7 separate regions of the Mus musculus genome follow, and regions 1, 2, 3, 4, 5 and 6 are each linked to region 7. The links are chromatin loops, found by intact Hi-C in ENCODE. Cell type or tissue: heart. All regions are shown on one strand. Region 1 overlaps Lhfpl4 (lipoma HMGIC fusion partner-like protein 4). Region 2 has its middle 8.4 kb from the start of Gm43868. Region 3 holds the start of Tada3 (transcriptional adaptor 3). Region 4 overlaps Ogg1 (8-oxoguanine DNA-glycosylase 1). Region 5 holds the start of Camk1 (calcium/calmodulin-dependent protein kinase I). Region 6 overlaps Arpc4 (actin related protein 2/3 complex, subunit 4). Region 7 holds the start of Il17rc (interleukin 17 receptor C).

Evidence for each region. A loop is a pair of places that touch in the nucleus more often than their neighbours do. Peaks named below come from ENCODE experiments on the same cell type or tissue, not always from the same donor. Only the 100,000 strongest peaks of a DNase experiment are listed, where the experiment ranks them.
Region 1: it touches region 7 in a loop (9-fold over the local background); 3 of 42 quality-filtered maps call a loop at or near these places.
Region 2: a loop joins it to region 7, with 11 times the contacts of the local background. A loop is called at or near these places in 2 of 42 quality-filtered maps.
Region 3: it touches region 7 in a loop (2.0-fold over the local background); 2 of 42 quality-filtered maps call a loop at or near these places.
Region 4: a loop joins it to region 7, with 2.2 times the contacts of the local background. A loop is called at or near these places in 5 of 42 quality-filtered maps.
Region 5: it touches region 7 in a loop (2.1-fold over the local background); 5 of 42 quality-filtered maps call a loop at or near these places.
Region 6: a loop joins it to region 7, with 2.3 times the contacts of the local background. A loop is called at or near these places in 2 of 42 quality-filtered maps.

The regions. Positions count from the first base shown.
Region 1 is chr6:113,170,956-113,174,955 of GRCm38, forward strand. It overlaps Lhfpl4 (lipoma HMGIC fusion partner-like protein 4), which reads right to left. Exons shown (of 4, transcript NM_177763.3): 4 at 1-1,003. The coding sequence ends at 903. Among named protein-coding and RNA genes, the nearest start is that of Lhfpl4, 22 kb to the right of the region's middle. In heart, a CTCF peak has its summit at 1,808 (motif pointing right); a DNase peak (open chromatin) is centred at 1,816; H3K27ac peaks cover 596 bases.
Region 2 is chr6:113,035,813-113,039,812 of GRCm38, forward strand. It overlaps the pseudogene Gm23244. Among named protein-coding and RNA genes, the nearest start is that of Gm43868, 8.4 kb to the right of the region's middle. In heart, no CTCF peak of the experiment used is centred here; a DNase peak (open chromatin) is centred at 2,279; H3K4me3 peaks cover 858 bases; H3K27ac peaks cover 219 bases; H3K27me3 peaks cover 267 bases.
Region 3 is chr6:113,375,270-113,379,269 of GRCm38, forward strand. Tada3 (transcriptional adaptor 3) reads right to left here and starts at 2,569. Exons shown (of 10, transcript NM_001372392.1): 1 at 2,047-2,569; 2 at 1,623-1,676; 3 at 571-795. The coding sequence starts at 1,628. Arpc4 (actin related protein 2/3 complex, subunit 4) reads left to right here and starts at 2,844. Exons shown (of 6, transcript NM_026552.3): 1 at 2,844-2,939. The coding sequence starts at 2,937. In heart, a CTCF peak has its summit at 2,245; DNase peaks (open chromatin) are centred at 2,422 and 2,872; H3K4me3 peaks cover 2,713 bases; H3K27ac peaks cover 2,633 bases.
Region 4 is chr6:113,331,257-113,335,256 of GRCm38, forward strand. Ogg1 (8-oxoguanine DNA-glycosylase 1) reads left to right here. Exons shown (of 7, transcript NM_010957.4): 4 at 515-696; 5 at 2,086-2,236; 6 at 2,375-2,424; 7 at 2,586-2,932. The coding sequence ends at 2,675. It overlaps Camk1 (calcium/calmodulin-dependent protein kinase I), which reads right to left. Exons shown (of 12, transcript NM_133926.2): 11 at 3,258-3,375; 12 at 2,868-3,152. The coding sequence ends at 3,058. Among named protein-coding and RNA genes, the nearest start is that of Ogg1, 6.3 kb to the left of the region's middle. In heart, a CTCF peak has its summit at 1,650 (motif pointing right); DNase peaks (open chromatin) are centred at 665, 1,995 and 3,135; H3K27ac peaks cover 507 bases.
Region 5 is chr6:113,342,348-113,346,347 of GRCm38, forward strand. Camk1 (calcium/calmodulin-dependent protein kinase I) reads right to left here and starts at 1,575. Exons shown (of 12, transcript NM_133926.2): 1 at 1,489-1,575. In heart, no CTCF peak of the experiment used is centred here; DNase peaks (open chromatin) are centred at 164, 1,644 and 2,224; H3K4me3 peaks cover 2,158 bases; H3K27ac peaks cover 2,041 bases.
Region 6 is chr6:113,385,194-113,389,193 of GRCm38, forward strand. It overlaps Arpc4 (actin related protein 2/3 complex, subunit 4), which reads left to right. Exons shown (of 6, transcript NM_026552.3): 5 at 297-467; 6 at 3,578-4,000. The coding sequence ends at 3,583. Among named protein-coding and RNA genes, the nearest start is that of Ttll3, 5.3 kb to the right of the region's middle. In heart, no CTCF peak of the experiment used is centred here; no DNase peak of the experiment used is centred here.
Region 7 is chr6:113,467,471-113,471,470 of GRCm38, forward strand. Il17re (interleukin 17 receptor E) reads left to right here. Exons shown (of 15, transcript NM_145826.6): 12 at 967-1,035; 13 at 1,436-1,487; 14 at 1,560-1,658; 15 at 2,087-3,288. The coding sequence ends at 2,673. It overlaps Il17rc (interleukin 17 receptor C), which reads left to right and starts at 3,985. Exons shown (of 18, transcript NM_178942.1): 1 at 3,985-4,000. It overlaps Gm52872 (a long non-coding RNA gene), which reads right to left and starts at 2,134. Exons shown (of 2, transcript XR_003956348.1): 1 at 2,059-2,134; 2 at 483-1,709. In heart, CTCF peaks have their summits at 1,798 (motif pointing left) and 2,135; DNase peaks (open chromatin) are centred at 1,661, 2,161 and 3,991; H3K4me3 peaks cover 1,605 bases; H3K27ac peaks cover 1,356 bases; H3K27me3 peaks cover 2,621 bases.

The sequences.
Region 1 (4,000 bases), 300 kb before region 7:
CAAAGACGCAAGACAGTCTCTGCCCTTGGCAGATGTCCAGGGTGTAGGAAGCATGAGAAGGAGAGGGGTAACCCCTAAGTCCCCACCTCTGTGCCCCCTCTCCACAGCCACCAACCCTGACAATGGGCCTGAGAAGTCTATGCTGTACAAAACAGGCCAGGCTCGAGGGGCCAGTCACCAGTGAGATATCCCAGTAGGGAAGAGGCCAGGCCAGCCTCAGGCTGGAACTAGCTTCCTCCTCCCACAGCCTCCAGAGCCCGTGTCTCCCCCTCAGACTCTGAGGTGATGAAGGACTACCAGCAGCAGGAAGGAAGACCCTATCCTTTCCCCCTCAGCACGGCTCAGATTCTTTTGAGAGCTGGGTGCAGGCTTGAATGAGGGAGGCAGAGGAGGCCCCGTTGGGGGGCTGGTGGCACCTGGAGCTTTGTGGCAGATGTGGTGGGACCATCATCAGCGAATAAAAATAAAGTAGGAAAGAGTCTGGCCCTCCTGGGGCAGTGTGTTGAGTAAGTCTCTTTAGGCGATCAGGACCGGCAGGCAAGGACGCAGCAGGCAGCCCTGCACACTGAAGGGGTCCAAGGAGATTGCGCGGCAGAGCGTCCTTTCCCTGGGGATCCCCAGGGACCTCCAGCTAGTCTACACAGGAGAGAAGGAAACCGAGGGACCAAAGAGGGAGGCCCAGGCTCCACTAGGTCCAATGGAGGCGGGGCCAGACTCAGGATCTCAAGGGCTCTGCCTTCTTGCCAGGCTGCCACCTAGCCCCTGCCTCTCTTCAGAGCCCGGAGGAGGTCCGTGTGCAGCCAGTTCAAGATTTGGGTCTGGAGCTTGAACGCAGGAATGAGAGGGCAGCAGACGGGATATGCTGAGGTCAGGCCAACTCCTGGGCTATAAAATCCCGGCTTTCAGGGTCCCTGTGTGTGAGCAACAGGGCATGGTAGGACTCCCCAGCCAGACACATCACCTCCTGGCCGCAGCACGGAACTTACTGTAGTGCCCACGAAATCTGTGGGAGGAAGGGAGGGGAGGGGAGAAAGAGAGAGGGGGAAGGGGAGGGAGAGGAAGAGGGAGAATGTTAGAGCCTGTGAGGTCCCAGCTGCCCCCTCAGCCACTCCCCAAGACACAAATGGCCAGAAGTGACTAGAACCAAGTCCTTGAATGACAGGTCAGCCTTAAGCACACCATGTAACCCATTAGCTGTCATGTGTGAAATAAAGACCCTCTCCCACTCCACAGGGCCATTCTGAAAGGTCATAGCAAATGCCTTTGACTTGGAACTGGCCTACAGTGTCCACCTCCATGAAGCAGTTAAGGATGCAGATGGGTGGAGCTCCCCACATCACTGGTGTGGGGAGTTTTATTGGGCAGGAAGGGGTTGTTTTTAACTCTCTTGTATCCTAGGCTGGCTTTGAATTTACAAGGTAGCAGAGGCTAGCCTTGATCTGATTCTCCTGCCTATGCCTTCAGAGTACGAAGCTTACAGGTATACACTACCATGACTGGCCTCCCATATCATTTTAACAATGAGCTGTAGCTGGGAAAGTTGGCTCCCATCTTAATCTTAACTCTTAACAGGAGGCTGAGTGAAGCATAAGGCTTGCCACAGGTATGGGGGCAACCTGGGCTACACAGTAAGTTCCAGTGTATCCTAGTCTACAAAGCAGAGCCATGTCTTTCAAGTAAATGAACTTGTGAGGGAGCCATGTGGGAACAGGAGAGAGACACTGAATGGACCCATCCACTGAGAGGTTCATCCATCCATTGCCAGGGTAGCATCAGAGAATCCACATAGGCTTAGCCTTGCACTTCTGGAAGTTGCCACCAGGGGGTAGGTCCTGACCTCAAACCAAGACCAAAGAACCTACATGATGGGAGGGATCTGTCAGAGCTTTTAAGGTCAGATTAGCAGAGAAATGTCCCAGGAAGCTAATAAAAGGGGACAGAAAACCTCTAGCCTGGCTGAGCTGTAAGATAAGTAGCGTGTTGTAGAACCTTGGCCTCACTGAGCTCTAAGATAGGTAGTGTGTTGTCGGACCTTGGTTCTGGACTCGAACCTGCGTTCAAGCCCTGACTTCACTACTTAGATGACTTGGAGCAAGCTCTCCCTCTGTGTGCACACCATCCCCTGCCCCACCCTTGTTCTCACCTGTAACCCGGTGTTCATAATGCCTGCCTGCAGAGGCCTGTTAGAGCTGACCGCTTTGAGCATCCCCCAAGTACTAGACCCTGCTAGCCGCTTTGCATACAGAAACTTTCCCCTCAACCTGACAGTCCTGGGAGACGGATCTGTTCTCATCACCCTGGTTTTATGAAGTATGGGAAACTGAAACTCGAGGGCAAGTAATTCCTAGGCTTAACCCGCTTCTACTCTAGTCTGTGCTCACCATTCAAGAAGACTTTAAGCACAACACTGAGGTCTCCTGCTAGATGAGTAGACACGCAGCTGTGTATGTTATCATTTAAGCTCATTGTATGGTGAGCAGAGACCGTAAGAAATGACTGTAAGGAGTGGACAAGCTAAGCATAGGTTGAACCGCGGGAACCACTGCTCTGAGACTCAGTCTAAGGACCGTGTGCCCATACACACAAGCATCCACCACAATGCCTCTCTCAGAACTGGGGGTAGGCTGACATTAGGGTCAGAAGACTCTGCTTGACCTCAGCCCTTTGGAGGCTATCTGGCACTGTTATTATATTTTATTTCTGAAGACCCCAAGGGAAAAAACTTGTGAATGTGTGTGTGGAGGTAGAAGAAAGATATTCACTGTAGTGTCATCAGGAAACCTCAGACCTTCCCTAATAGAAGAAGAATAAAATAAACCACCATTCAACCCGTGCGATGACGTGTGTGGGTACCAATCCGCTTAAAAGCAGTTACCTCTGAGAGTCTGGCTTTCTGTGTAAATTGTTTCCTGTTGTTTTGAGACAGGATCTTGATATGTGGCTCAGGCTGACCTTGAGATCATAATTCTCCAATGCCAGCCACAAGAGAACAGGGGTTATGCAGGTATGCATGACTGAAATTGTTTGTTTTTCTTTTTAATTAAATGAAATTTATTATTCATGTCTGTGGAAGACATGTGAGGTTGTGTGAGATCAGAGTACAGCCTGGGGGTCGGTTCTCTCCTTCCACAACGGGGTCTAGGCTTCAAACTCAATTATCAGGGTTTCATAACAAGCCATCTTGATGGCCCTAAATTATTTCCTTGTTGTATTTTACTGTTACTTGATATATGTAATATGTAATACACCAGTTATACAGCATGATGTAATAAATTTGTGAATGGTACCATTCAAAGCTGTAGCTGTTGATAATTTGCATATAGCACAAGCCCCAGTCTCACACCCTAGGTTCCTCCCCTTCAGACCCAATCCCAGATGACCACCCTCCCAGCTTCTGTACTTATCTTTTTTAAGGTTACTTTTGTCAGGCGTGGTGGCACATGCCTTTAATCCCAGCACTTGGGAGGCAGAGGCAGGTGGATTTCTGAGTTTGAGGCCAGCCTGGTCTACAGAGTGAGTTCCAGGACAGCCAGGGCTACACAGAGAAACCCTGTCTCAACAAAAAAACAAAAAACAACCAAACAAAAAAAGATTATTATTAAAATTTTATTTATGTGTGTATCTCTGTGTTGGTGTAAGTCACATGTGTTCACACAGATGCTTGTGGCAGCCAGAAGAGGGCTTTGGCTCCCCAGGGTCTAGAGTCAACAGACAGCTGTGAGATGCCCAACCTGGGTGCTAGGAACCAAACTCATGTCCTCTAGAAGAACTGCACATGCTTTTCACCATTGAGCTCTCTCTCCAGCCCCATTATTTCTTTGTTTTTAATATATATTAAATACATTGGTTATAAATGAAAATATATTAAGTATATATTAAATAAATGTAATATATTTAAATATATTATATTTTAATGTATCATTATATATTATATTAAAACAAATTATATATGTTATATAATATATATGTATATATGTGTATATATATGTATGTATATACA
Region 2 (4,000 bases), 430 kb before region 7:
CAGTGGGGATAGCTTATTTCGTTGTCCCAATAAGAAATGGAGATTGGGTGTCATCCTTGCACAGGGGCCATGCTAATCTTCTCTGTATCGTTCCAATTTTAGTATATGTGCTGCCGAAGCAAGAGAGGTGGAACAACAATATGAACTAACCACTACCCCCGGAGCTCTAGCTGCATATGTATCAGAGGATGGCCTAGTCGGCCATCATTGGAAAGAGAGGCCCCTTGGTATTGCAAACTTTATATGCCTCAGTACAGGGGAACACCAGAGCCAAGAAGTGGGAGTGGGTGGGTAGGGGAGTGGGGGGGGGGAGGGTATGGGGGACTTTTGGGATTTGAAATGTAAATGAAGAAAATACCTAAATAAATAAATAAAAGAAACACACACACCCACACACACACACAAAGAAAGAAAGAAATAGAGATTGGAAAGTCAGGATTGTCTAAGGTACAGGATTGTCCAGTGGCAGAATGTGTGCTCATCATACACAAAAGCTCTGGTTTGATCCCTGGCAGCAGAAAAGAGAGTGAAGAATGAAAAGTAAGAAGAGAAGAGGAAAACCATACATAGAAACAGAAAAACAGGGTCAAATATATAGGACAGAAAAAACACTGAGGGATCTTTGAGTTTTGCTTCAGTTGCTGTAATAACACAGTGACTTGGGGAGGAAACAGCTTATTTCATTTAAAGCTCATTGTCTATCACTGAGAGAAGCTAAGGCAGAAACTCAAGGAGGAAAGCTGGAGTCAGGAACTGAAGCAGAGGCCACGGAAGAGTGCTGCTTACTGGTCTACTACTCTCCATGTACTGCTCGGTCTGCTTTCTTATACAGCCCAAGCCTAGCTGTGCAGGGGTAGCGCCACCTACAGTGGTTTGAACTCATCCAACATCAATCATTAATCAAGAAAATGAGTCCAAAGAGGTGCTATAGGCCAGTCTGATGGAGGCAATTCCCCAACTGAGGGTCCCTCTTCCCAAAAGATTCTAGTTTGTTCCATATTAACAAAAACCCTATCAGCACAGGGGAAGAGGAGCTAGTGGAAATTAGACCCTGTCTCAAAACAGGCTCTTTAGGCTTGGCTTCCTCACATAGTAAGCAGCAAAAACAGCGCAAAGAGTAAAAGTAGGAGCTACCAGGCCTCTCATGACCCACACTTGGAACCAGTCATGACATATTGCCACAATGCCACATTCTAGAGATCCAAATCAAATCCAGAGGTCAAAGCAAGCCATAAGCCCAGCCCAGGCAATGCCCCTTGTTAAGAGCAAGGATACCAGAATTGTTGGAAGCTATTTTTGTAGAACCTTTATAACACTTCAATGAATATCCACAGCCACTTATGAGACAGTCACCATTTCACTCCCTATTGTATAAGTAAGGGAAACTCAGACTGGATTGACTAAATAGCCCCCTGACGCAGGCATCATATCTGGGAGTGGCTCTTCACTGCTGCAGAGTTCCCCTTTACTTTCAAAGTAGAGGGCAATGGTTAGATGGCTAGAACCCAGTGTTCCTTCTTCTCTGAGAGAGATAGGAAAGCAAAGTACTGAAGAGTTCAGATGCTGGAGTGCAAATCACTTTGGTTTGTAATTCAGTGCTGGTTTTAATTCATTGTCACCATGACTTGGGCTAATTAGCCTCAGTTTCACCACCTTAATAATGGGGTTGATAATGTACAGTTAAAACAATGGTGAGATAAGACCCTGCCTGGACACATGCAGCCAGCTCTTTTTTCTCATGGGATCTACATTCATTGACTCAGTCAGAAAGAAAGGATGTTTTCAAATAACACCTGTACTACACACATACAGACTACTTACATAGAATTTACATTCTATTAGTTATAAGACAATCTAGGGATGCCTTAAAGTATACAAGCAGATATTCACAAGTCAGTAGTATGCCACTTTATATAGAAACTTCAGTATCTTTGAATTTGGGAATCTATTGAGGCACTTGAAATGAATCTACTACCACACCTAAGAACTTTCTACTATTGTTAACTTGAGTGTCCTAATTATTTGCCTTGAATCAAGCAGTGTACTTCAGCCTCAAGACCACTGTGTCAAGAGTTCCTGTGGCCTACTGACACTCTATGGACACTGCCTCAGTCAGCTTTGCCTCTGACCCCAATTCTGCTGCAGTGACTACTCCCAAGGAACTCTGTCACGAGGTTGACCCCATGTCTGCTCTTTCGTTGCACTGCGTATCCCTGTTGCAGCTATCTACTCTCTGTGCTGGAGCCCTGGTGGCCATCCGTGTTTACTTACACCGCTTCCTTTACCAGTCTCTTTCAGCTCGGACTGGACAACTGGAAGAGGAAATGGAAGTTTCCAGGTTAGCTCATTTGCTGCATTTGTCGTGCTTTGAAATAGCCAAAATGCTCCAGCGTGAGGAACCACTAGGTGGCAGGGCTGCTTCACTGCCTGCCTCATCGCTTTCTTTATTCCTTTATTGTCTATACATCAACTGCAGCAAAAATACAGTTTCTTTAAAACGAATCAGTTGCTTTTAAATCAACTTGCTTACTGCTACGCAACTGCTGAAAAACTAAGAAAACTCACATACTTTGCTCTGAATATCCACTGTGATGTCACTAATTCCTTTCGGAGCTCTCACAGAGGTCAGATTACTGCAGAAGTTTTACTGCCTTCGGCTTAAAAAGGCGTGGGAAAAGCAAATAAACCAGTGCCTGTTGAGCACACGGCCAGAGCTGATTGTTTTCCCTCTAGTTGTCAACGCCCAGCAGGACAAAGATCTTTAGGTTAAGGTTCATGGACTATTAGGCTGTTGTTTCATTCATAGGATTGTGGCCCCATCTCTCCTTTCCCAGAAGGTCGCTTCGGAGGAGATGGAATTTCAGCTGCTTCCTGAGACAGAAGCAGGTGCAGGCACATCCTTCCTTCAGTTACGTCCCCACAGGAATCCAACCCGTCAGGTGGGAACTCTTAACAAAATGGACTAGGAGGGACAGAGAAGGGAGGAGATGTGGAGCGAAGGCCAAGAATGCTAATAAAGCCCTTGTCTTACAGCACCAAGGACGGAGAACTGCTGTAGACAGTTGGCGGGATGAGACATACAGCTAGGTGTGGTAGTGCACATTTGCAATTCCATTACCTGGGAGGCCAAAGCAGGAAGGTCACGGGTTCTAGGGCAACCAGTGCTACTTAGTGAGACTGCAAAAATAAACAGACAAGTTTTTAACATATATATCATTTAGAGTTAAATGTAAAATTAAGATACAAATCCTTGGGGGCTGTAGCTGGAAGGACAGAAGGGAGAGGCAAACTAGCAAAAAGGAAAAGTTAAAGTCAACTTAGGTAACACAGCACAGTCGATAGAAAATATGGAAAACCAAACCAGCAAGGTATAACATTCATAAACAAGGAAACGTTATTTTGAGGCATGAAGGTAATAAGAAAATAAAACTAAGCTAAACCACCCAACCAAACAACAACCCTGAAAACACAAAGACCTAGTAATCCTTGTGTCTACACAACAGATGGAGGCACTAGGTAATAGAGTAAGCGGTACTGTGTGGTTTCCTAACCACCATCTTGTTGTACCTTAAGAATGGGCTCGGGTGAGAGATCGCTTGGAAGCTAAAGTCCTCGCTACTCAAGCCTCACAACCTGAGTTCAACCCCTGGAATAAGCAACTCTACAAAATGATCCCCAGGCCTCCAAACAAGCCAGAACACGCACACACCACCTCCACCACCTCCACCATCACCTCCACCACCTCCACCATCACCTCCACCACCTCCACCACCACCTCCACCATCACCACCACCTCCACCACCACCTCCACCATCACCACCATCACCACCACCACCACCACCACCACCACCATCAGAGAATGACAGAATGGGTGAAGGGCTAGTAAGATGGTTCATGGGGCAGAGTGCTTGCCAAGCAAGTCTAGTAACATGAGTTCAATCCCTGAACCTACAAAAAAGGGGAAGGAGAAATTGAAAGGAAATAAAACTTGAGAACTGTG
Region 3 (4,000 bases), 92 kb before region 7:
CAAAGACAACCCCTGAGACGGAGAGAAGAGACAGGGCACTTCTTTCCCCGCCATGGATAACTGAGATCTAGAATTTGAGGTTATTAAGCAAACTACTCATATTTCAAAATGCCTGTTCTTCTCTGTGATTTTCTCACATGAATTTAACCGGAGGTCTACATTCTGATTCACTTCTGCTGCCGCCCAAGCTAGTCACAAACGGTTTGGCATGGTAGTCCTGGGGAAATCTGCTGCTGCTGGGTTTTTTGGTGGTGGTGAACAAGACTCCCAGCTAACCTTTATGTCACACTCCAAGGCACCCGGTGGTTCTGTCTATGCAACTGACTGTATCACAGTGCATCTCAGAAAGTTCCCAGGCAACTTCAGGGGCCACACGTGGGCGGTGTCCACCTACAGTCGGATAGCATCCTTGGCTAACGGTAAGCTGAACTGAGAGCTAACTATTCTGTCATGATTCCCATGTGGGTCTCTCTTCCCATCCATCCCTGGGCCTCAGCAGAGAGGGAACCTAAGGATCCATCCCATAACTTGACACAATGTCTCTAGTGGATGCCCCCCATGGACAATCACCTGGGTTTCAGCTTCCAGTACACGCAGTCTCCGGCTTGCAGAGGACAGCAGAGTCTCAAGCTCCAGCTGCAGGGTGTCCAGCTCCTCAATGCCAATGCCATCGTCCTCGGAGCGGGCCAGCACTGCCGTGTAGCGGGGACAGACCTTCAGGTGGTCCACAGACTTGAAGTCATGAAACTGCAGTGGACAGTCCTTCAGCTCGCTCATGGCCCAGGAGGTGGGACCCTGTAAAATTAGAGGGGAGAAGGCCATTGGATAGGAGACAAAGTAGCATGGGGAGAGAGACCCAACAGAGCCCTGACTGTACCCCAAGCTAGGTTGACTTCACTGAATTATGCACATAACCTTAAAAGGGGGGCCTTTTGCCATGCTTTTCATTCATTCATTCATTCATTCATTCATTCAACATAATTTCTCTGTATAACAACTCTGGCTGGCCTGGAATGAACTCTATAGACCAGGCTGGCCTTCAATTCAGAGATCACCTGCCTCTACTGGGATTAAAGGCGTGTGCCACCACTGCCTGGTTTCTTTCTTTTGACAAAGAAAGGAAAAAGACTCCAGAAGAGTATGTACACATGCCTAGACTCCTAACTGCAATTTATTGTCTTTTTTTGTTTTGGTAGCACTGAAGGGTCTCACACATCTCCAGACCCTACCTCACCCCCATTTTGGGGTGGGGGAGACAAAAATCTCATTATGTAGTCTTGAGTGGCCTGATACTCATTTGCTACATAGATCAGGATTCATAGAGCTCCCCCTCCCGACCCCCACCCCAGAAAGCACCTGCCTCTGAGTGCTGGGATAAAGATATGCACTCAGGTTGGTCTCAAACTAGCTATGTAGCCAAGGTTTTGTCTCCACCTCCCAAGAGATGGAATTTTAGGCATGTACCACACCTGATTTATACAAGCGCTTGTTCATTCTAGGCACAAATTCTCCAAACTTAATTATGTTACAGTTACATCCAGCCCCCCCCCCCTTTCATGAATTCCAGGCCTTGAACTTATGATCCACCTGCTTTAGCCTCCCAAGTCACTAGGTGTACAAACCTGCATGATTAGGCCGGCCTCCTAGTTGCAATTTGAACCGCAGAAGTCTGGAATCTGCAGCATTAAGGAAGAGGAGATACTAGTGTGCCCTGTCTTCCTATGTCCTCTGTTTCCCTACGTTGGGTCGTTTCTAGCATTCTATTTGACAGGGTTCTCCCTGCCTCCTCTTGTCTCACTCCATTCCACCTCTGCACCTTCTCTGTGTCCCTGGCTAGTTTGGAACACAGGCTGGTCAGGTGAACAGAACTAAGTTCCAGCCCATTTTCTTATGTGCGTTTCTAAACATGTTATTTAACCTGAATCTCCGGTTTTTGTTTGTTTGTTTGTTTGTTTTTCTTTTTTCCAGGACAAAAGATGATGCCTCAGTCTATTTCCCCATTAAGAAGTATAAATCTGTAAAATGGGGGCATCGAGAATTACCTACCTCCCTGGAATGTTCTGAGGATTAAGAGGTGATGCTCGTCAAGTGCCCAGTTCAGTGCCTGGCACAGAAGTGGGACTGCTTAATGGCTGGCTCCACCTGTGTGTCGCCCCAAGATCCCGCCTCCAGGGTCCTCGTCCTCTAGGGAGCCCCTAACACAACCCCCGCCTCTCCTACCTCCTCTCTGCGGCCTCCTACAGGCCCTGGGCCGCAGGAGGGGGCGGGGAGTTCAGGGCGATCGGAGCAACTGCTCCGGAACTGGCTATGGGCGGGCCCCCTGCAGTTGACGCGAGGGCGGGGACGGCCAGCCCAAGGTGGCCTGTAGGGCCGGGGTGGGGGTGGGGGTCTAAGGCCACCTACGAATCTCCGGGAGGTGGAATGCTAGGCCTGAGGAGTCCCGGGCTAGGAAGCAGCCCGGGGCTGGGGTGGGGCCCAGAGCCCAAATCTCAAGGGACTGGCTACCCGGCCGAACCCTACGGTTGCAAATGGGAGGAGCCCGGAGAGGATAGGGGAGCACCACCGGAAGAAACGTTTCTCCGGTTCGGCCTGTCCTAATTTGGTGCCCAACCTGAGGTCGGGCTGTACTATTGTCACACGGGGGGAGGCTACAACCAAAGCGACAAGCACTAAAGGCGCTGGCGGAATATGTGTAGCGATCCAAGGGGACTCGACCGCTACTGTCTCATAGCAGGTCTTCTACAAGTCCCAGAGGTCCCAGTGTGAAATCGCCCCGGAGATCTGAATATCTCTCGGCTCTCCCTCCCCGGTCCTACCCGAGATGGTCCAGCCCGGAAGTGCTGTCGGAGACTGCGGCTGCGCCTCTCTCGAAAGGGCAGGCGTCGCGGGTCCGGGCACTTCCGCACTTCCGCTTTCCGGCCCAGACAGCGCCCGCGATGGTGAGAGACCAGGGGTTGGGGTCCTCCCTGTGTTTTGCCTGTAGAGGCTGTGGGTCTGGGGGAGATGCTGCTTGCCGCTAGGGCTTGCGGCCCGAGGTTGCCCCGGGATGAGGAGGCACGGGGAGGATGGAGAGGCAAAGGGTGGGGCGAGGGCCGAGGCGAGGAGGAAGGGGCGAGCCAGGAGGCTCTCTGAGCAAGAGCAGGCCCGGAAGCTTCCAGGTTGGGAATCCCGGGCTAGAATGACCTCTCCCCGATGTTCGGAGGGGGCAGGAGACCGGGCTGCGAAGCCCGTGGTGGTGGCTTGCAGCTGAGGTAGGACCGCTCTGCGGGGCCTCCTCTCCGTCCACGGTAGAGGTTGGCTAAGTACAACCCCCTGTCCCTGCCTGCCTTCGCGGTCTCACGGGACCTCGAGGCAAGTGTCCACTTCATCTTCTTACTTCTTGGCGCTTCCTGGAAGCCTTGCCTTCCAGCTCCCAATGAAGGTTCTGTGTTGCTTGCCTGCATTCAGACTCCTTCCTAGATGTGCAGAACCGTGTTGACCTTAACGTGTGTAAATGTTGATGGCCGCTGGTCCTCCTCTTTCATGCTCGGGTTTGGGATCTGTGGGTGCTCCGTGCAGTTGTTCTCCGAAAGGTCCCAGGCTTCCCACTACTTTCTCTGGTCAGCCCTTGACGACCTGAGTTCTAAAGGCTGGACTGCTTGTTGCACGCCCGGGAATGCTCTCAGGGAAGAGACTTTGAAATTAGACCCTCTTTTTCAAAAGTCACTTTTTAAAGCTTGCTCCAGTGTTAGTCCTAACTGGTTTCATTCCTTAGCGTGAAAGCCATTTCCTGCTGACTGAGTTTTGACTTTGCGTTTTTAAGCATTCAAGTTTATTGTACAATTTCTTCAAGCCACTAAAGGGTAACTATCACAGGGCTGGTCATCTAAAATTTAGTTTTCTTTCAATGAACCTTGACAAAATAATCAGGTAGCCACAATCGAGGTAGAGAAAAGAATATTCTATCACTTTCCCAACGGTACTTGTCACCGCACACAACTAATTTTGCCTTTCCGGTTTT
Region 4 (4,000 bases), 140 kb before region 7:
TAAAATGTGTATACTGCCATTATTGAGAACCTTAAGAAAAGCAAGCATAATGTACTTTGCCAGTCAGTGTGTGCCTCCATCTCACCTTACGAATGCTGGCCTTACAGATGTGAACCTCTACATCTGGCATTTTACATGAGTTCTGAGAATTGAGCTCAGGTAATCAGGTTTATGCTGACTACCTGCTAGGCCATCACCCAAGCTCTTGCAGCTTTGTAGGCCATGGGTGAGAGCACTTCTTGAATAAAGCTAAAGTGCTCAAATGGGCATTCCCCCAGAGCAAGGGTCCCTAGCACCTGCTTCAGAGCCCAGCTAATAGGAGGTGCTAAGAGGACATTTATGGGGGCAGAACTCAGGCCTTACCTGTTTCTTTCACATCCAACTGTCCACTGACTCCTAGAGGACAGTAAATAAGGAAGAGGTGCCTAGGAAAGCACTGGGGTGGAGCATCTTACACAAGCCTGAGGACAACAACTGACTGGGGATATCTGCTCTTCCCTCCACACTCCCACAGGTCCAGAAGCAGAGACTCACCTGAGGAAGTTGGGCCTGGGGTACCGTGCCCGCTATGTACGTGCCAGTGCCAAAGCCATCCTCGAAGAGCAAGGTGGGCCAGCTTGGCTGCAGCAGCTTCGAGTGGCCCCTTATGAAGAGGCCCACAAGGCCCTCTGCACCCTGCCCGGGGTGGGCGCCAAGGTGAGGGTCCAGAGAGGTAGGACACGCCCTTTTTACCCACACTGAGCGTACGAGAGGTAGAAACAAGGCCCAGCTGAGAATCCAGGGAGACCCGGCTTCTGGAGAAAGCACAGGAAGGACAAGGGAATAGCAGAGTGCAGAGAGTATAGAAGAGGCTGCCCTTTGGATAAATCTTTAGAAAGGGCCTTTGTGCGGGTACATTATGTGCACTGCTGTTTGTATGTAGAAGTTTTCAGAGGGAAGAGGCGGAAAGTTAATACTGGTTACCTTTGGGGAGACAGATGGAAAGATGTTTCTATTTTACCTTCTCTTCTCTTCTCTTCTCTTCTCTTCTCTTCTCTTCTCTTCTCTTCTCTTCTCTTTTCATTACATGTGCTTACAGAATGTTTTGTTGATGTCAATAGATCTATCAGACTATTAGAATTTATAATTTATCTTTATTTTTTATACTCCTCTGTGTCTTTTTTTCTTTTATTTTTTGTTGTTGTTGTTGTTTTTGGTTTTTCGAGACAGGGTTTCTCTGTGTAGCCCTGGCTGGGCTGTCCTGGAACTCACTCTGTAGACCAGGATGGCCTCTCCTCTGTGTCTTAAAATGAATTTTCAGGAGCTGGCTAGATGATGCAGAGGTTAAGATCACTCACTGCTCTTTCAGAGGACCTGAGTTTAATTCCTAGCACCCCCTTGTCAGGTGGCTTACAACAACTACCTGTAACTCCAGTTCCACGGGATCTTATGCCCTTTTCTAGTCTCCATGGGAACCTGTAAGCACATGGCATGTGCATACTCTGTTGTTACAGACGGTTGTAAGTCATCAGGCAGATGTTGAGAATTGAACCCAGGTCTTCTGGAAGAGCAGGCAGTAGTCTTGTTTTAATTGCTAAAGATTTATTTATTTATTATATGTAAGTACACTGTAGCTGTCTTCAGACGCACCAGAAGAGGGCATCAGATCTCTGTTACAGGTGGTTGTGAGCCACCACGTGGTTGCTGGGATTTGAACTTCGGACCTTTGGAAGAGCAGGCGGGTGCTCTTACCCCCTGAGCCATCTCACCAGCCCCATTGACTTAAAGAATTTTTAAGGGATTGGCATTACATTTGACATTGCCTAGTTTCACTGCGTGATTTTGTCCAAGACACTTGAGAGCCCCAGTTTCCTTATCTGAGGAGAGTGTGGTCATACCTTCTCCCCAGGTTGTATGAGTGTACGGCCCACACAGATGTCCACTCAGGAACAAGTCTTCTTGGAGCTATTTTTAGAAGTAATGGGTAATTACTGCATACTGACTGAGAGTGCAGAATAGTGCTGCCTTAGCGGAAGGAGGAAGCGGATAGCTTTGGATGCTGGCCAAATCCGCCATTCCTCCACAACAGTTCTCTCTTTGTCAAAGGTGGCTGACTGCATCTGCTTAATGGCCCTTGACAAACCCCAGGCTGTGCCCGTGGATGTCCATGTATGGCAGATTGCCCATCGTGACTACGGCTGGCATCCTAAGACATCCCAGGCTAAGGGCCCGAGCCCTTTGGCCAACAAAGAACTGGGTGAGGAGTGTGATGCTGGGGCGTTGGGCTGAGGTTGGAGAGCCTGTCATTCTTAACCATCTCCCCACAGTTCCCATCTCTGTGCATGGAGGGCACGTGTGTGGCTCAATTAATGTAGTTTCCTCACTTCTAATTTAGGAAACTTTTTCCGGAATCTGTGGGGACCTTATGCTGGCTGGGCCCAAGCAGTAAGTATACCTAGTCCAGACCCTAAAGGACTTTCCCTCACCCTGCCTGACCCCTGGACTCTTCAGCTACCTGTTCTCATAACTCCCACCACCCCCATTGACCCCAGTCCTGACCTCAGCATGCCCTGTTTCCCATAGACTCCTTATGCCCCCTCCCATAGGTGCTGTTCAGTGCTGACCTTCGCCAACCAAGCCTGTCTCGGGAGCCACCAGCAAAGCGCAAAAAGGGATCTAAGAGGCCAGAGGGCTAGGTAGGGCTCAGGGGCAAAAGGTCTTTTTTCCTTTGTTCTCCATTTCTTTCCCTTGTCTCTCCCCCCCCCCCAACCCCCGACCCCTAAGTCTCAAGTCAGAAAGACTTAACACTCCCACCTCAGAGGCCAGAACCCCAAATCAAAGTCAGTTTTTACAATAGGGAAAAAGGAAGCTATTTGAGCAAACGGAACTGTCTTGTTTTATCTTCCCTTTATTACAAGAAGGAACAATAAAATAGAAACATTTGTATGGAAAACGCAGTGAAGAGTGAGAGGGGAGGGGTGAAGAGGTGTGGGGTCAGAAACTCCCCAGATCTGGAGTGAGGAGGAAGCAGGCTGCCTCCAACCCCTCTCATGAAAGAAACCCTGACTTCCTTGATGTTCAATCCATGGCCCTAGAGCTTGGGGGTGGTGCAGGGGGCAGTTCCGAGCCTGGTTCCACACAGCAGTCTCGGCAGCAGCAGCCAGCTGCTGGCCCTGTGTAGAGGGAAAGGGTAAGGGTGGCTGTAGAGCCGGCTCCAGCTCCAGCCTTGTTCTTCCTCATGGACCACCTATGCCCTTCCACGAGACCCTGGTTCTTACCACCAGCTGTTGGTGTCAGCAGCTCCCCGTGGCTGCCAGTCTGCCCCTGCCCCTCCTGACTGGTTCCCAGCTGCAGCTTCCTCATGTGCCGAACCACAGCAGTGGCATTGAAAGCTTGCTGTGGAAAGAGGGGAGGGACACTGAAAGGACGCCTAAAGGGCTTAGGGTCGGCAACAGGAGGCTCCCCGACTCTGTAAGGTGTTACTGAACGATATTCAGCTATACATACAGCACATATATAAAATGCATACAAAGGGACACAAAACTATAATTCATGTAACCAACATTCATGTGTCTACACAGCTCTGAGCATGTTGCCTGGTTATTCATTCATTAAATCCTCACACCATCTTCTGAGGCAGCACTTTCATGTTGTTTCCCTTTTTAGACAGTTTTACTACGTATTGTGCCTCTGCCTCCAGCGTGCTGAGATTACAGGCATATGTGTGCTACCTACCAGGAACGACAAGCACTGTTTTTGTTTGCGACGGGGTCTCACTATGTAGCACTGGCTGTCCTGACTCCCAAGTGCTGGGATTAAAGGTGTGTGTCACTACACCTGGCTTTGGCAAGCACTATTAATATCATTAGTTTCTTTTAACATGGGTTCTCGTGTAGCCTGGCTATCCTCCATTCTACCTCGTATCTCCTGAGGCCTGGGATTGTAGGCTCTACCACCACTGTGCCCAGTCTTGTATGATGCTAGTGAGCCAAACTAGGGTTTCATGCACACTAGGCAAGCA
Region 5 (4,000 bases), 130 kb before region 7:
CTCCTCCGCCTCCTCCTCCTCCTCCTTGCCACCCTAGCCTCTCGGAAATCAGGTTTCCGGCAGCCTGGGCTTCCAGCAATATCTCAGCCACGTTTTTAAATAGCTCCTTCTCACTGTTACCAAGGCAACATCAGCCACAGCTGGAACTCCCCAGACCTAGCCCTCCTGACTCCCTGTCTGTGTCCCAGCAGCCGGAAAACTGATCTCACCTGTCTGTCCCCTCCTGGAGGGGACCTATCTTGGACCTTTCCCTAGACAGCTCTGTGTCATCTTACAAGAAAGGGTGGGTTCTCTCCCCATGTATCATGTGAGAAATCTCGGAAACTGAGGTTGGAGATGGATAGAATGAGTCCAGAGTTGCCCAAGAGAGTCCCAGCTAAGCTTGCTAAGGACAAAGGGTGTCATGTGTTGGTCCAGTAGGAGACTACTAGACTGGGGGAATCATTCAGAAAAGTCAACATCTCAGAATCAACTGAGTTTGAAGCCAGAACAGAGCCCCTCATGCCCTAGAGCTCTGGGAAAGCAACCTCCTGGTTCCTTTGGGAAGAATGAAGAGAAGGCACCCTGACCAGAACTGAGAGTCCACTCCTTGAGTGGGACCTTGTTCCCAGAGCATTGGCCAGCATCCCAGGTTTTCTGATGAAAGAGGCAATGGTAAATCCATGTAAAGTCAAACCCACATGGATGCCAGCACTAATGACCCTCACAGTTCCACACCCTGCAGCAGACACCACTCCACATCAGCAGTACATGAATCTTGAGTCCAGACACCTTCCTGCTAGATCCATCACACTGCACACCACGTCACCTGGTTGTGCACATATGCCCAGCATCAACACACGTTCATATACACCACTCACACCTACCTGTCCATCCAAAACACCCAGACCCTACACTGCAGTACTGATTCCATGCACACACGAACAAGGTGGCATCCGTTCCCACATACCAGACATAGCAACTTAGTCCTGTCTATGCCCTCCAACTCCTCAGCCCAGAGCCCTACACAGCAAACCAAGCCTTAACAATCTGCCTAACTAAACCCCCTCAGAGGAAGACCAAACCTCCCCTGAACTCTACCCCGCAAGCCAGACAGCAGTGTGTGTGTATCCTTGAACACCATATGCAACAACAAAAATGAATTCCCAGATACCTTTACACAACTGAAGCACATTCCTGCTTCAGGGAACCCCTCACATGCCCTCCCCGATCTACTCTTCCAAATGCCCACGCCCTTCCATGGTCAGGCCTAGCGCTTGGACATACACCACACACACACAGACCCTTCCCCACCCTTTTCTGATATCCAGGCAATATCCATGGAGGTCACCTAGCACCTAAAGGGCCTGGGACGGGAGGTGGGAGAGAAAGGCCCAGCCCTGTTCCGTCTGTCTGTCCAGGGGCCAGGCGCCCCTCCCACCCTTGGGCTTCAGTATCTTGTGGCTGGAGCGCCCCGCTGCACAGAGCCGGGGCAACCCTCAGTTGTACCTGCGGCTGCCCCGCCTCGGGGCTGGCTGCGAGGGCCGAGGTGGCTGGTGCGGAGCTCCCGCCGCGTCTGTGCCTGGTCAGTTTGCCTGCTCAGTCGCTGGCGCTCGGCTGGGGCTCGGCTCCCTCGGCCCGCCTGCGGCTCTGATGTCAATGGAGGAGGAGCCTGCGGCAGAGGACCTGGGGACTAGGGACGAGCACTCTCGGACTGGAGAAGTGGGCCCAGTTGTTCTGTTACAGGCCCTATAGCATGCTTATGTGCCCTTTGGTCGTCAGCAGGAGACAAGTGAGAGCCACAGATGGTCTTGAAATCAGCACTTAGTTAGAAGCAGATGATTTTTGAACCAATATTTATGAGATGCCAGAGGCTGGCCAGCTTGAACCTGGCATTGTTTTCAAAACAGTTCTGGGACCTGCCTTAGAGTTCTTAGTCTCCTTCTCCTCCTCTCCTCACCTTCCATTTAAAAGGAGCTGGACCTATGCAAGACTCAGAAGACTAGTAAGGGGCTGATGAAAAGCTGTAAGGTCCCATTTAATAGGCAGATAAACTGAGGACCTACACCAGCAAAACAGAGCTAAGGCTTCTATCCCACACACTTTCAGGTACTGCTCAAAGAGACTAGGGAAGAGAAGTGGAAGGGGGAGATGCAGTTAAATCTGGATCCTTAAGGAAGCAAGCCAAAGAGGACCAAAGTGCCATGTGACCGTGGCTGGGAGCCAGGGTGGGGAGGGTGGAGCATATCCCTTCCTGGGGCTCTAGGCTTGGGGCCAAGGGACCTGACCCGACTTGGTTTATGCAAGGCTCTTTGGGACTAAATTGAGCTCAGACTAGAAGGGGAATCAACTGGCAGGAATTAGAGGTAGGTCTGCCCTGGAGCCAGGCAAAGGACGCAACCTGGCCTGTCTAGGGCAGCTCTCCCTCCTGAGTTCAACCTCTGTTTCTCCCAGTTTGGCCCTCCTCTGTCCTGGAGTGGTCAGGCCTCAGAAGACTAAGCTAAGATGCTAGAAAGGTTTTGAAGTCAACCACCTCCCTTTCTGCTCTCCCTTTCTGAGCCTCAGTTTCTTCCCTGAGACATGGACTTATTAACGACTGACTCTAAGTTTTCTTGAGAGTTCTGTGTAGTGGGTGTGCAAGTACTTAGAACACTAGTTCAAAACAAGCTGGTGTGGTGTCTGACACAATCTTAGCACTTCAGAAGCAGAGATAGGTGCATTGTGAAATGTTCTAAGCAAGCCGGTGGTGAGGTTCTCCTTCAAGGGGAGGAGGAAGAAAAGACAAAACAGGAGGATTCGGGGATGGTTCAGTGGGCGAGCGGCTCAAGGACAAGACCTGAGTTCAAATACTCAGAGCCTGTGTAAGAAGCTGGAGGGGGCTGTGTGCCTCTGTAACCCCAGAACTGAGGGGGAGCATGCCACCAGCCTAGCCCCAGGTTCAGAGAGGGGTGCTGTACAAGGGAGTAAGGTGGGGAGTGATAGATCAAGACATTTGACATCCTCCTCTGGCTGCCATAGACTTGCACACTCACATACACAAGTACATAAACAAAACAAAGTAAAACATGAGAAAAAGATTTCATATAAACCAGGGCTCACAGGAAAAGCAAGATTTGACGAGGGTCAGAGACTAAGAGGTGTTTTCTTCCCTCACATCTCAGAATCTCAGATTCCTAACCCACTTCTGACCTAGGACCACACCTCTAGTCTCCTCACCACCCATTCAACATACTATTGAGCCAGGGAGTTGTGTCAGTACAGTTTTGTGTTTATCTCTATGACAACACTACTGGGTGATAGTGTCCCTCTGAAGACTAGTACAACTTTTTAAAAAGATTTCTTTACTTTTTTATTTATGTATGTGACCCTGCCATTTTATATGTGAACCGTGCTCACGCAGGAGCCCTTGAAAGCTGGGAGAGTGTATCTGATCATCTGAAACAGGAATTACAAGTGATTGTGAGCCACCGCGTGGGTTACTGAAAACCAAACCTGGATCCTCTGCAAGAGCAGCAACTGCTCTTAACTACTGAGCCACCTGGCCAGTCTCTGCTTACACACCTTTTCTGGTCTTACTCTTTGCATGCTTTTAAAGCTTTTCTGGGGGCATTCAGGTATTCTCACTTTTAGAAAGTCTGTGTGTGTGTGTGTGTGTGTGTGTGTGTGTGTGTGTGTGTGTGTGTGAGAGAGAGAGAGAGAGAGAGAGAGAGAGAGAGAGAGTATGAGACTGTGTGAATGTGTGTGTGTGTGAGAGAGAGAGAGTGTATGAGACTGTGTGAATGTGTGTGTGTGTGTGAGAGAGAGAGAGAGAGAGTGTATGAGACTGTGTGAATGTGTGTGAGAGTGTGTGAGTGTGTGTGTGTGAGAGAGAGAGTGTGTGTGTGAGTGTGTGAGAGAGAGAGAGTGTGTGTGAGTGTGTGTGTGTTTGTGTGTGTGTGTGTCTATGCCTATACATGCCGAGACCAGAGGACAACTTCAGGAGTTGATTCTCTCCTTTTACCATTTCCGTTTTTTCCAGAGA
Region 6 (4,000 bases), 82 kb before region 7:
AGGACCTTTGGAAGAGCAGTCAGTGCTCCTACCTGCTGAGCCATCTCACCAGCCCTCTGACACTCGATTTTGAACTGGGTTCAGTTGCTTGTGTCCAGCAGGTGCACAAGTGCACACTTACCCATGCTCTACCTCCTCCCCCCACCCCAGCACCACACCCAGTGGATTGCTGGCTCAGGAGAAAATGGTAGAAGCCAATTGGAAGCCTGTGAGTGGGGAAAAGATGTGACAAGGAGGTGTCCCTACGGAGCTAATTTTATCTTATCTTTCCCTTCCCCGATGACTTCCCTCCCTAGGGATATGACATCAGCTTTCTCATCACCAACTTCCACACGGAGCAGATGTACAAACACAAGCTGGTGGACTTTGTAATCCACTTCATGGAGGAGATCGACAAGGAGATCAGTGAGATGAAGCTGTCGGTCAATGCCCGGGCTCGTATCGTAGCTGAGGAGTTCCTCAAGAATGTGAGTAGAGCCCCCCTCCCCTCGTGATGCCATTGCGGAAGAAGCTATGGGTTCTGGAATGTGGTGGCACTGCCAAGATAGTCCTGAGTCTCCTCAGACCCCGAGCACAAGGCCAGAGACTTCACCCTAGAGAATCAGAAGGCATTTTCTTTCTATTTCTCCAAGACTGGGAGGGAAGTCACTGGTGGAAATTCTAGTTCTATACAGTCTCTATCTGTCCTAGTTCAAACCCCCAAGTAAGGAAGATAAAGTGCCTTGTGACTCTTCTGAGACCAAAGGACAGCCCACTTCTCAAACAGTCTTCAATATTTGTCTTCAGGGTCTGTTTTCAGGCTCACTACTGTGGTTTCTCAGTGTGTTTCCCATTCCTCGTGGCTTGTGGCCATCTAACTAACTGAAAGACATGCAGTGCTCAGCAGAGGACAGATTGTTTACACTGTGGAGCTGGTAGCATAGTTTTGTCTAGAGATTCAGGGCATGCCCTTGCCTTTCTAACAATCTCCAGTTTGTTGATGTATCCCACTCAGGGCTGGCTGATTCTCCATGGTAAAGTTAGTGTTTATTCCTACTTGTGCATGCAGACCCAGCCCAGGGGAGCACAGAAGCCTAAAAGTGGAAATGACCCCCACTTCCCCTGGGGTTTAATTATCCTGTGGGTGGCCAGCACACAAGGCAGTGTTGTTTATACTCATAAATCAGACCAAGTGTGGGCCTGGCTCCCTGGTTCCAGGGCCCTCCCTGAACCGCTCAGCGAAGCCTGGTTACTTTGCTGTGGCACGAGAGTGCTGCTAATACACACCTTTCAGGGAACTGAGCATTACGACCACAGAGTGCTAAATACGGTGATAGGAAAATACTTACTTAACTGCATGAATAAACATTCTAAAATATTTTTAGAAAACATAGAGCCTGTCTATGTTGAGGGCTTTCTAACATTCAAAGATGCAGTAGCAATAGATGAATACAATTTTTTTTTAAAGAATAAAATTGTCATCTTTAAATGCAAGTTCTAGAAAATATAGGGTTTTTGTTTTGGAAGGGGTTGGTTTTTCCTTTGTTTGGTTTTGTTTTTTTCAACCCAGAGTTTCTCTGCAGCCCTGGCTTTCCTGGAACTCTCTGTAGGCAAGGCTGGCCTTGAACTCAGAGATCTGCCTGTCTTTGTCTCCCAAGTGCTGGACTAAGGAGTGTGCACCCATACTTGGCAAGAAGAAAGTTTTAATGGGCTTTAATTTTAATTTTAATTTTTTTACTTTTAATAAGAATGTTGTTTTTGAATGTTTATCAGCTAGTTCTGATTGTTTATTTCTGCATTTATTTTTCTTTGAGATAGCATTACATTCTACAGCACAGGCTGGCCTCAAGCTCACTGCACCCTTCTTGCCTCGGCCTCTGAAGTGCTAGGACTACATGTCTGAGCCACTATAACTGGCTTTCTGATTGTTAAAAAGCAAGATTGGCTAAGGGAATAAAGGCTCTTGTTAACCTTGGTTTTTAAATAAATAAAGAATGAATGAATGAATGAATGAATGAATGAATGAATGAATAAATATCACAGAGTAATTGCTACATAAACTTCCAGGTATGGAAATGCCAGTTTCAGCACAGTTCATAAAGGCCTCAAGGTTCATTTGACTAAGGGGAGATAGTGCTTGTCCCACTTTAGTATTTGGCTTAAATTACTCAATCACTTAAAATTTGTGTGTGTGTGAGGAGAGACAGACAGACAGACAGAGAGACCACCGACCACAGATCCAGAACAGGGTATCCAGTCCCCTGAAGCTGGAGCTGTAGGAGCTGATATTGATGCTGGGAACTGACCCTCTGGAGGACCAGAGGGAGCACTGCTTACTAAGCCGTTTCTCCAGCCCCTAGAACTTAATATTTATTGTCTTAGGCTCTGGAAGTGAAGTTGCCTAGCCAATGTCCAACTAGTAACTGGAAGAAGGGGAATGCAAAGCGGGATTTCTGGTTTAAGCATCTACAATGCGGTCATAGCATCTGGTGGCACTGCAGTCTCTCAGCAGGTGGTGCGTGTGGCCATGGAGGCTCAGCACCTCATGAGTACACTTCCTCTGAAAAGGGCTGCCATCAGACAGCTGCAGCCTCTTACTGCATCATTGTCCTGCTTTTTCTTCTGCGGTTTGGAGTTGAATTGAGCTGAGGGCTTTGCGTGTTCTGCCCAAGCCCTGCAGCTGGTCTCTGTCCCCAGCTTGCTTTTTATTTATATTTTGCATTCAAATCTCACCGTGTAGTCCCAGGAGTCCTCGAATTTGCAGTCATCTCGCCTGAACCTCTGTAGCTGGGATTTGCAGGCTTATATGGCCAGGTCAGAACAAATTGTTCACATAAACCCCCAAATTTGGATTTCATAGTGGCATCTGTTGTCTTCATAGTTAGCAACTAATTCATAGCTTTGAACATCATGTGGCCCAGTCTTGGGCTATGCTCAGTCATTGAGCAGTCCCTGGTTTACAGTGTCCAGGGTTGCTCTTGGCACCATGGGGCTACCTGAAGGCAAAAGGCATTTTCTTCCTCTTTCCTTCCCCATCTCTTCCTGGGAGGAAGGCAGGAAAACAAGTAGCCTAGGCTGCCCCTGAATTCTCTTTGGCTGAGGATGGCCTTGAATTCCTGATATGTGTGCCTCTACTTTCCTGGGTGCTAAGATTGTGTGTACTGCCACGGGGATCAGAAAGCTCTTCTAGGGCCTGCTCTGGCTTGACAGTTACCCAAAGTTTAACATAAAGGTAACCTAAACCCTTGTCCCTCTCTCCTTGACTCCCTGAGCCCTGTAGCCTCTCACATATGGGCCTTATCTAAAGCAGCTTCAGTTGCTAGGCAAGCTACAGGGAAGCCCTTAGCACTTAATTTTTTCTGCTCTAATTTTGTGTTTCAGGCTAGTGTCTTCAGATCACTGCTAAAGTCCGGCCAGGTTAAGAGCTCATAGGGTGCTAGAAATGATTTGGTGGCTCAGGGCACTTGTTGCTCTTTTGGAGGACCTGGGTTTGGTTCATAAAGTGCCAAAGGCTGATCCAGCTCTCAGAGACCCGAACAGCAGCAGCTCACCAGGATGTAATAACCCCACACTCATTGCCTGTCATTCTCTTTGACAGTTTTAAAACATCTAGCTGGATCTCGCAGCCTTCCCCTCGGCCTCCCTGTGTCTCTGCGTCTGCAAAGGTGTCCTGGAGTCACTCCCCGGAGCAGCGGTGCAGCAGCAGCAGCCGGAAGCTGGGTTGGGTGGGCATTGGATGTGGGAGGTGGGTGTGGTGTGCTTGCTAGCTGTGCAGAAAGGCAGCAGTGGGCCTGCCCCATAGCCACATGTGTCTGCTCTGGCTAGTTTCTGATGCTCAGTCCCCTGGACCGGGACAGACTTTTTTTTTAAACGTCTTGAAACCTAAACTCTGTGCTTGTAGAAGACTGTAACCTTTTTGTCTTTTTTTTTTTTTTTTTAAACAAACAAAAAAACCAACCTCCAGCTCCAGTGGCTGTGACTGGCCCCAGTGATTGTACCTTATTGGTCGCTGTGGTCTGGG
Region 7 (4,000 bases):
ACCCACAGTGATAAGCTGACCAAGCACGCAGTGCTCTCTACATACAGTTCTCTCTCAAAGGCTCCCTTGCAGCTAGGCTATTGCTTTGAGCTCTGTGGGCTCCCAAACAGACAGAGAGTAGCAAACACGTAATGATGAGTATCTACCAGCCTGAGACTGGAGTCAAGCATGTAAGGGGTGCAGAGTAGAGGCAGGTGGTGCTCCTGAAGGGTGGGGTTGGCTGGTCAGTCTTGTAACTAACTTATGGAAAACAGAGTGGAGTCACATCTCATCTGTGGACAGACAGCAATCGGTTCTCTCCGGTTCAATACACATTTCCCGGGCGCCTACTCTGCTCACCCTGCATTATGCACTAGGAAGTATAAGAAGAACATACAGAACAGGCTTCGGCCTCCATTTACCCATGTATATAAATACATACATATATCTCAGCTTAGTATATATGTGTGTGTGTATATCTATTTATGTAAGTTATAATTATATACACAACAATTATATATAAGTTTATTAAAGTATCCATATACATATTGCCATTTGATGCTCCCAGTAACCCACTAAAGATTATTGGCCCCCGCCTCCCATCTGCAAATAAAGAGTCTGCATCCAAGGCCACAGAAAGGACACAAACCCAGAATTAGAAAAGCTATAGTCGAGCCTCCGCCCAGCCTGCAGCCTCCGAAGCTTATTCTCCCCAGTGGACAAGACGCCTCTTCAGCTGTGTGGGTGAAGGGATGCACACAGGACACAGACAATGGCTGTGTCTCCCTCCATCCTCATGGTGGCACTCTGTGTGTGTTAACTCAGCCAAAGCAGCTACTATCTGAGGAAAGTCAGTGGTAGTTGGGGTGGCTGGGGAAGTTTTCTGGAAGTGTCACTGTGCCCTCTAATAGATTGGCTAGGTGAGTAGGTGAGACGCTATCAGATTTGCATGTATGGGGACAACCATTCTACTTTTTGTCCCCACAGACCCAGGGCTCAGTCCCAGTGACGCTAGACCTCATCATCCCCTTCCTGAGGCAGGAGAATTGCATCCTGGTAAGAAATCCTACCCTTACTCCTCACAGACCCCCAGCACAGAGTCCATTAAAGTGTTTGGTTTGCCCAAGTATTTTAAACTGGAATTAGCCATCACTAGTTATATGCTGTCTTAAAAACAAAACACTTATAGTTTGCCTTCCCATTAAAAAAAAAGAGGAAACTGAGTATTGCATGTCCACAGTGAGGTGTGGTGGCAAGGCCCAGCGCTCATTGGTGGCTGACTATTTCAGCTGGTCTGAGCTCTCCAGCCCAGGCCAGCTGTGGGAGCACCTGTGGTCTCACTGGCATGTGTATTAGACACAAAACTAGAGCTGCAGGAATTCCCAAGCCAGCGGGGACCCCTTCCCTGGGAGGAGGGGGTACGCTAGCTCACATGAGTGGGGCCCTGTGTCCTCAGGTGTGGAGGTCAGATGTCCATTTTGCCTGGAAGCACGTCTTGTGTCCTGATGGTGAGTTCTTGAGTGAGGAGGGGGGGAGCATGGGCACTCGAGAGATGGCTCGCCTTTACCTGCTTGATTCAGTCTCCCATAGACACCTCGGGCTCTTGATCCTGGCACTGCTGGCTCTCACCGCTCTAGTGGGTGTAGTTCTGGTCCTCCTCGGCCGGCGCCTACTGCCAGGTAAAATCACCTTTGGTCGTGGGAGATTCAGATGGTCCCAGCACTTTTTGACTGAGAGAGGGCCAAAGCACAGGCTGCTATGCTACTCTTAGGCCCCCTAGTGGGAAGGAATGGTTAAGGCAGGGCAAAGGGCTGTGGGTGCAGTTTGTCTGTGTACCACCATCCACCCTGCTGCAAAAGGCGGTGTTGGGGACGACAGGGCTATTTACTCTGCAGCCTGCTGTGCGTTAAAACCTTCACAGTTTCCTCAGCAGTTTGGGGAACTGACTCATTGCAATAAATCCTCATAAAGGACACATTGTGCATGCAGGACACCCTAGAATGTAGGCCAGAGTCCCCAAGGGGAGGGCTACGCTGGCTGTCCTCGCTACTCCCCCTCCTCTCCCAAGACGCCCCTTACCCTACTCAGCTGTTGCTCCGGTCCCTAGGCTCCGGTCGAACAAGGCCAGTTTTACTCCTACATGCAGCGGACTCAGAGGCACAGCGACGCCTGGTGGGAGCTTTGGCCGAACTGCTGCGGACGGCGCTGGGAGGTGGACGCGACGTGATCGTGGATCTCTGGGAAGGGACGCACGTAGCACGCATTGGACCACTGCCGTGGCTTTGGGCAGCGCGGGAGCGCGTGGCGCGGGAGCAGGGCACAGTGCTGCTCCTGTGGAACTGTGCGGGTCCCAGCACCGCCTGCAGCGGTGACCCGCAGGCTGCGTCCCTTCGCACCTTGTTGTGCGCTGCTCCACGTCCGCTGCTGCTCGCCTACTTCAGTCGCCTCTGCGCCAAAGGTGACATCCCCCGGCCGCTGCGCGCTCTGCCACGCTACCGCCTGCTTCGTGACCTGCCGCGCCTGCTGAGAGCACTGGATGCTCAGCCTGCCACCCTAGCCTCCAGCTGGAGTCACCTTGGGGCTAAGCGGTGCTTGAAAAACCGTCTGGAGCAGTGTCACCTGCTGGAACTTGAGGCTGCCAAAGATGACTACCAAGGCTCAACCAATAGTCCCTGTGGTTTCAGCTGTCTGTAGCCTCAGCCTGTGTAGCAACAGCAGGAACTCCAGAATGAGGCCTCACACATGTACTCTTTGGGGGTGCTTCTTGTCCCCCAAACCGTAAGACTCACCTTAAGTCCCACACTTGACCAACCTCCCTCACATTTGCTCCCTCTTAGAGTTCCTGAGAGGAACTTGGGCTTTCCTGATAGGTCCTCAGCCCTTTCTGAGAAGGAGGGACGATTTTTCCATTTCTTTTCAAAACTGAAAAAAAAAAAAAAAAAAAAAAAGACAACCATCTGCATCGAGCACTCCAGTTCAGGCTGGAGGGCTAGGCCAGGATTGGAAAGCAGGGCCTAAGTGTCAAGCGCTTGAAGGGGGTGGGGGCGGGGGGAGGTGCTCTGCTCGGCAGAGTTGAGAGAAACCCCGTCAGCCAGGAGTCCCTCACCTTCCCCAGAGGGAGGCCTCGTCCAGAGGTAGTTTGATTTGTTTGTTTGTTTGTTTGAGACTGAAGCCCACTGTGTAGCCCTTGATGGCCTGGAACAAAGAGGTTTATCTACCTGCCTCTGTCTCCGGAGTGCTAGGATTAGAAGCCTACATCACCCAATTGGTAAGAGAGATGAATAAAAGCAAACGTAGTAGACACATTAAGGAACAGTGTGCTGCTCTTGTGTGCCTGGGCCAGTCAGGAAGCCTGCCCTAAGCTTGTTCTAGAACAGCTCACCAGCCCAAGTCCTTTCATTCCCACAAGCATTGCCTGTGAAAGGCAAGGGGGACCCAGTGCCTCCTGGATCCTCTCCTCACTATGATTCTTCCAAGAGCAAAGGAAAACCGGAAGCTAGGCAGCATGGCCATCGCTCTCCTCCAGTGCCAGCAACAGCTCGACAGAACTCAGCCCAGTAAGGGGTCTCCCGGGCCTCACTGCCCCTCCGTCTCCCCTGAACCTGGGCCAGGCAGTGGGGAGCTCACTTTCTGGTGCCCTTTGACAGCAGCCCGTTGTCTTCAGAGCTCCTGTTTCACGAGGGTCACTGTCACTGAGACCCAGGGAAGAACCTGAGCATAGTAAGAGGGGACCCAGTGGACCTTAGGATCCCAGGGTCATACAGGAAGTGGAAACACCCGGCATGCCACAAGCCTGGGGTCTTTCTGACCAGATCGATCAGAATCTTTGTTTTTTGGTGAGATCCGGGGTAGGAGTTCCTTTACACAGTAGTGAGTCCAGCTGTGCTGCCTTCCCAGGGCTCCTCCCAGCCAGGTACCAGCCAAGGAGGAGGAGGAGAAGCCACCACCCAGGTCCAAAGCTGCTGGCTCCTAAGCCTGGAGTTGGTGGGAGGGACGGGACAGGGCGGGGCGGGAACAGCCA